Linked DNA regions of Homo sapiens: region 1 is linked to region 2. Evidence: chromatin contacts called from ENCODE Hi-C or POLR2A ChIA-PET data. All regions are on one chromosome and are shown on one strand. The core of a region is the stretch at or near the end of the contact, and the rest is flanking DNA. Distances in the headings are between cores, read along the strand shown. Region 1 overlaps PLCL2 (phospholipase C like 2). Region 2 has its middle 44 kb from the start of OXNAD1.

Region 1 (3,540 bases), core at 1,038-3,537, 710 kb before region 2:
TGTCTCACCACTAACAATTTGATTGAAGTGACTGATATAACTTCAGTCTTCCCAACTCAACTCCACTGGACATGTAACACTGACAAATTTCTCCATAAAAAAGTATATACCTCTCTAAACTACATAAGAATGGGTGGCAATAGATTGAATTAATTCCTGAAGAATGGATCTTGCATTTATAGAGCCAAGGAAGGATATCAAGAACATAAGGATTCTAAACAATAAAATTATATTATCACTGCAACTTTACACACTTTCTAAACTCTAACCTGAATATGTTCCATCTTCATTCACAGGTGCAGTGAACAACCACGACAGGCTTCACATCATCCTACCTGGTCAGAAGTTGCCACCATTAGGACAACTAATTAAATTCAACAGTAAAGGTGTATATCCCGTGCCCTCCAATAGGGTGTGGCTCAAGGAGTACTTGGGGTTTCAAACGGGGCCCACACTCATGAAGCGCCCAGGTTTCTATCACTAGTCTCCATAAACATATGGATGAAGATGAACACATCTGTTTTTCTTTCAAAGTAGCCAGCACAAGCTGGCACAGCCGCCTCTGTGCCCACAGCACAGATTGAAGGATCAAGGAGCAACATGGGTCTCCTCTGGGTCCCAAGTAATAGGGAGCAGGAGGCTCCCAGCTCAAAGGGAGAAGGAGGCTGAATGCATTAATGAGCTATGAGTCACATGTTCTAGGTCAGCTAGTCTTCATTTTCGTCAATCTGAAAAGATTTGGAACTCACAAACTGCATAAAGACATACAAATTACCACACATGGAAAGCCAATTAAGCTCTTTGTTTCTTTGATCATTGCTTTTCTGTTTGAATTTCCACAAAGAGGACAATCACAATCCACAAAACTGAATGTAGAGACAATACTATTCTGTGCATACTACAAAAATAATTACACAATTTAAGATACTGCACAGATCCTAGATGCTATAAAAACTTTTTTTAAAAAGGGCTTTATACTATTGCCAGTAGTGTTTGATGCACGTTTCAACAGTAAATAAAAAATCTTGATGCTGGAAAGATTCAATTGCTAGAAGAAAATAGACATGAAGTGTATGTTCTTAAAGATATTCCTCTCACACTTCACCCTCCTTTTTCTCTCTCTTGGCAATTATTAGGCTTAACTCAAATTCTTCATCAATCTCAACACACCAAAGGGATGCCACTTTTCCAGGATGCTCTACGAAAAAATGTTATTCACCTAACAAAAATAGTCAAGGTAACAGAGCAATTTGGCTCCACTGTTCTTGATGATCACAATATAATCCTTCCAGCTGGCTTAGTTCTTAAAGTTATCACATCATACTTCTAACTCTACCTCTTGGACCCTCCCAGAAATACCTAGGCCTTTCTCTGGGAGATATTTCAGGAAGAATGTCTTTAAGGCAAACCAGAGGATGAACTGCAGCAGAGAGGGAAAGGCTGCAGGCTGGGTGGCTTCAACAGTCTCACAAGTGTGATGGGGATGGTGTCAATAAGTTATTTCTTTTCACAGATGCTGCCATAGTTAATGAATCATGTTTTCCCTGGAGCTTTCCACCTATTCAAAGGACAAGTTTCAGAGCTTGGATGAGGAGCAACTATCTTATGAACACAGAGACATTTGTCAGTTTTAAAGGTCAAATTAGATTTTTGCTCAGGTTCCCACCAAAATGATAGACTTGAAAATCAGGATTTATCAAACTATGTTCTAAATTATTTCAACATATCGAGTGTATTAGTCTGTTTTCATGCTGCTGATAAAGACATACCCGAGACTGGGAATAAAAGGAGGATTAATATGACTTACAGTTCCACATGGCTGGGGAGGTCTCACAATCATGGCAGAAGGTGAAAGGCATTTCTTACATGGTGGTGGCAAGAGAGAATAAGAAAGAAGCAAAGTGGAAATCCCTGATAAACCCATCAGGTTTCATGAGACTTATTCACTATCACAAGAATAGCACAGGAAAGACTGGCCCCCATGATTCAACTACCTCCCCCTGGGTCCCTCCCACAACACGGGGGAATTCTGGGAGATACAATTCAAGTTGAGATTTGGGTGGGGACACAGCCAAACCATATCATGGGGAAACAACCCGTAGATCACAGAGTGTTATCCCCTAAGGTGGAGGAGACTTCCTTCCAAATACAAAGGTTGAGCCAAGGGAATTGCAGCTCTGAGGCAGGAGGAAAGGAGCTGGCTCTTGCAGCTTTCTTGACGAGAGAACAGAGAGGAGGAAATAACGCCTCTTGCAGTATTGAGTGACTCATGTTGGAGCTGGGAAATCCCCCCACTATGTACCCACCTCGAGGTGAATAGAAAGTGGAGGAGAGGATGGTGGCTTTAGATGTTTAGACATTCTTTGCCAAGAACACAAAAAGAAGGGTTTGCAACCACACCCTCTCCAAGCAACCACTGGCCACTTTGTGAAGGAAGAGGGGGAAAGAGAGAAAGTCAGAGAGACTGAGCATTTTACCTAAAGAGCTTAGCATTTACAGTCCAAAACGAATAACGTAATGAATGCAATAGATGAAGTTTACCAACAGAATTAAAATCCAGGGACATCTACCTCCCTCATAAGAGAGGTAAGAAAGTTACATTTTCTTTTTCACCTGGGATGAGTATGAAGCTTGAACTCAAACTCTGCCATACAGCATAAGGTGATTAAAGGCTCAACTAGAATTAGGGCCACAGAAATGAGAAGTCAGCCAGCATTGCCTCCTCCACTCAATTAAAGTTTATTTATTCAAAGTCTAGTAATGACAAAAAGTTTACTGAATAAATGGGGATAAGGAAGCTAAGTGCTTCCTCGCAGCTTTGGAAACTGCCAGTTGACCAAAAGAACTGTGTATATTATCTCCAGAGCACTAACAGAATTTTAAAGATACATAAAATCCTTTTCTTTCTTTCTTTCTTTTTTTTAAATTTCCTGTAAGGGTCCTTGACAGAGAGAAGAACTTAGCAAAGAACTTAGGAGGCACCTTCAGCCACTGCAGAAACACAGAGAAACTATCGAAAAAGTATCAAAAATAAGCCTTGAAGAAATTATACAGGAGCAAAATCCAATATTCGATGTGGAATTTGATGGGAACATAGGAAGTAACTCCTCTACTTTTGCATAGGAAGAAAAAAGACTACAGTACTTCGAATATCTTAGTTTTATAAAAAATGTAGTAGTATTCTTTTGCGTAAAGCATAGGTTTACAAAGAAGTTCCCTAACTTTTCTTGAGCTTTGGGTTTCAGATATATTCATATTTTCTACCAGATTCAGGGAACTAAAGTGTTTGAAAAATTAGCAATCTGCCTTTGCCCCTTTAAAAAACAATAAAAATGCTCTAAACAGAAAAGTAAAACCATGGAGACCCTATCAAATACATGGCCCTAAACCACTGCCCCCTAACAGTTCTCTAGGTGGTGATGGCTCAAATGAAATCTACCCAGGAACTGAAGTGATGCTAACAGCCGGGTCCCATTTCTCATTCACCAATAGGGCTGGATGGCACCCCAGCTCTTGTTTCCTTGCTTACTTTGCAATTTT
Region 2 (3,575 bases), core at 1-2,500:
CAGGCTGGAGTGCAATGGCACAATTTCGGCTCACCACAACCTCCACCTCCCAGGTTCAAGCAATTCTCTTGCCTCAGCCTGCCGAGTAGCTGGGATTACAGGCATGCACCACCACGCCCGGCTAATTTTTACATTATTAGTAAAGACAGTGTTTCTCCATGTTGGTCAGGCTGGTCTTGAACTCCCGACCTCAGGTGATTTGCCCACCTTGGCCTCCCAAAGTGCTGAGATTACAGGCGTGAGTCACCGCGCCCAGCCCCAAATGATTTCTAATGGTAATGTTGGCAATTCCAGCAAAGCCCTGAGCCAGGAATTGGTGGAGAACCACCCTGGTTGTCAACTGTAGGGACTGGGTCTTGAAGAAAGAGTAGAGATATTCATTCATCCAGAGACAGTTTTAAAACATGATCCCATGTTGCTGACTGGCTTTTCATCCTTTAATGTGGTAAAACTTGTGTATTTAAATGTGTTGCTCACTAGTCATTAAGTTCAGTTTGGATTTGGATTTTTCTGTGGCCTCTAAATAATATAAAGGCTTAAAGATAGTAAGAAATATATTTCACTTATTAGGGTGAGCATTAAAATGCTTCCTATAATGGACCTCTGATTTCATGAACCTTCAGTCCTGGGTACCTCCTATCTTGTTGATTGTTCAATGAAAAAAAAACAAGAGAATCAACTTAGAAGAAAGAACAACTAGCAAACTTACCAGTTTCTAGGTCCACAAAATGCGTAAGTTAATAACTGTCTAAAACACTTCCTTTTTATGAACCTGGGGAACTATCAATCCAGTCCCTGTCTCAGTCAAGTACACCTTAAGCCCCAATGGGCAAATGTCAGTTTTATTTCTTACTAACGGTAATTCCACTATTTCTCTTGAGCCCTGACTCCAGAATTTAATCAGCAGTATAGTCCAAAAGTCCCCTGTATCAAACCAAACTTTTCCCTTGCTTCAGTCCAAGACAATGTCTTCTTATTCTGTCAACCCCAGAGATACAAACAATAGTCATCCCAAGAATCAATCAAATATTTGAAGAGAGTTAAGATACTCCTTAGACATCTCTCAGTACAGTCAACCTTGATCTCTAAGGCCCATTTTTCTATCATGAAATTATAGAAAGGTAAAGCTGAAAGCAATTTTAAATTGCATAGTCCTACCCACAGCGACAGATAAGGAAAGCAGGTTTCAGAGAGAGGTGGAATGAGTCACACAGGAAACAAGTTGTAGAATGGGCATGATTTAGGTCTCTTGAAGCCTGGTGTCATGTTCCTCCCACCATCCCACACAGCCAACCAATCTGCCTCATTTTTTGTTTCTTCTCTCTGGGCTTCTATAGTCTCTAAGACAGACAGGCCTACGGAACAATCAGAAAATTCAATCAGAAAATTGTTAGTTAAAAAAATCACCTTTCATCTAACTGATTAGGGGAAAAGACAGACAGGCCTACGGAACAATCAGAAAATTCAATCAGAAAATTGTTAGTTAAAAAAATCACCTTTCATCTAACTGATTAGGGGAAAAAAAATACTTAAGTATGAGACTGAGGGTATCTAATGTTGGCTAGAAATGGGCACTTTCATACCCTGTTAGAATATAAACTGATTAGGCATTTTATAGGGTAACTTGGTAATACTAGTCAATTTTTTATTCAGAAATGGCACTTCTAGTAATTCTACAGGAGTATGTGCAGAAAAATTATACAAACAGGTTTACTGCAATATTGCTTGTAATAGCCAAAAACTCCAAACAATTTAAATGTCCATCATGGAGATATGGTTAAGTATATTATGGTATATAGCAAGAATTTGAAGTGTATTAAAAGAAAGAGAGACATAGTTGTATAGGTACCCACAGTTGTATATGTATACAAGATTAATATACCATAAAATTTCTAAAAGGATACCCAGCAAGTTTTTTATACAGAAGTTCCTTCTAGGCAAGGGAATAGGATGGGGGAGAAGAGAACGTCAGCATTTTAATCTATATAATTTTATTTAATATTTGTGGTCACATTTATTAGGTAATTAAAAAATTATTTAACAATTTTTGGTCATATTTATTAGGTAATTAATTTTTAAAAAGGAAGAGATAAAATCTTGTTATGCTCAAATATAGCAAAATAGGACATGGGGATGAGCTGGAAGGGGCCAGGTTAGGCTGATGAGCTCCTGCAGGTTTTAAGAATTCAGAACAGACCATATGAAGATGGCTGCTCAACAACTATAAAAGTTTGGATTTCTGGGCACGAAACATTTTAAAATGCATGCCTTGATTTTATGGCACATTAGGAGGTATCTACATGTCATCACCACACTGCTAGCTTATTGTATGTTAAGAAAGAGTAATATTAAAGACCAGACATCTCACTGTTTAAGATGAGAACAGTATACTTCTTTTGAGTTTTAAAATAAAATAAGATGAAATAACGGCTCTCAGGTTAAATTATCAGATCATCTGCAATAACCAGGAATGGAGGAAATTGCTGTTTTCCATTCAGACAGGAAAAAAAAAATAGGAGCAACAAGACATGCCCTTGGATCATTTGACAATCACTGCATCCACACGTGTTTGTGCTGTGAGTCCCATATAACAATCCTCCTACCCTCCAGAGCATGGGTGCAGCCTTTCCCACTCTGCTACCCCTGGGCCCCTAAGATCCATCATTCCAGTGACTCACCCAGTCATCCATTTGCTATAGCTTCTCTTTCAAACAGTGATAGGTGCAAAAAAATATGTTGCCCCAGAGCATTTCCACTTTCAATTTTGTCGAAATGTTCTCAATGTGTTACTCAGTTATTTCCAGAAGATACCTTTATCACTTAGACTTACAAAAAAATAGTTTCCCAAAGTATTTAACTTGCTCCTAAGATAACCTTTGTCTTATACGTTCCTATCTTCAATGTCTAGCTCAGTGACCGCACATAGCAGATGCTCAATAAATGACATCATCCTCTAGAAGAAGGTGTCACTTCCCTAACTGAGTCCCACTGAATTACTCTTCCATGGTTTTTCATACAATCAGGCTGTTATTTCACTCCTCTTAAAAAAACAGAACAAACTGTGCTTTAATAGTACTGTACCAATTTAGCTGTACTGTTCATTCCCTAGTTTTGATAAATATACCACAACTACGTTAAACATTTGGGAAAGCTGGATGAAGGATATAGAGGAACCCTGTCTTGTCTTTGCAACTCTTCTGTAAATCTAAAATTACTTCAAAACAAAAAGTTTAAAAAATAAAACAACCCAATGAGAACAATAAATGTTCTCTTGACCCCACTTCCCTTTCCAGCTACCATTCCATCTTTTTTCTTCTCTTTATAGTAAATTTCTTTAAAACTATTATCTATATTCATTATAATTGATTTCCTCTCAATTACTCCTAAACCTATTTCACTGTTTTCACTCCCACCATCCGTCTTATCAAGATCACCAATGACTGGACCAGTTGCCAAATCAATAGCCACTCAATGATCACTCATCAGACCTCATCTTTCCTGTCCTATTAGCAGCATGACACAGCTAGCCAATCCATCCTCTATGAAACACTTTCTTCATGAGGCTTCTTAACACC

Evidence for each region. A loop is a pair of places that touch in the nucleus more often than their neighbours do. ChIA-PET counts read pairs that join two places held with the same protein, here RNA polymerase II (POLR2A). Pooled maps may share reads with other maps.
Region 1: a pooled map shows a loop between it and region 2 (6-fold over the local background). The contact joins two enhancer-like sites. A Hi-C loop is called at or near these places in 1 of 168 maps with a recorded cell type or tissue (PC-9) and 11 of 50 pooled maps. POLR2A ChIA-PET finds 5 or more read pairs at or near these places in 1 of 52 experiments (activated naive CD8-positive, alpha-beta T cell).

Annotation. Positions count from the first base shown.
Region 1 is chr3:17,021,883-17,025,422 of GRCh38, reverse strand. The region is part of intron 3 of PLCL2 (phospholipase C like 2); the gene reads right to left. Among named protein-coding and RNA genes, the nearest start is that of PLCL2-AS1, 31 kb to the left of the region's middle. RefSeq lists enhancers at 2,024-2,103, 2,174-2,393. Within about 2 kb of position 2,287, at least 3 of the 41 ENCODE cell types and tissues checked have a DNase peak (open chromatin) inside an H3K27ac peak, as active enhancers do.
Region 2 is chr3:16,307,391-16,310,965 of GRCh38, reverse strand. It overlaps a transcript of OXNAD1 not described here. Among named protein-coding and RNA genes, the nearest start is that of OXNAD1, 44 kb to the right of the region's middle. Within about 2 kb of position 1,250, at least 4 of the 41 ENCODE cell types and tissues checked have a DNase peak (open chromatin) inside an H3K27ac peak, as active enhancers do.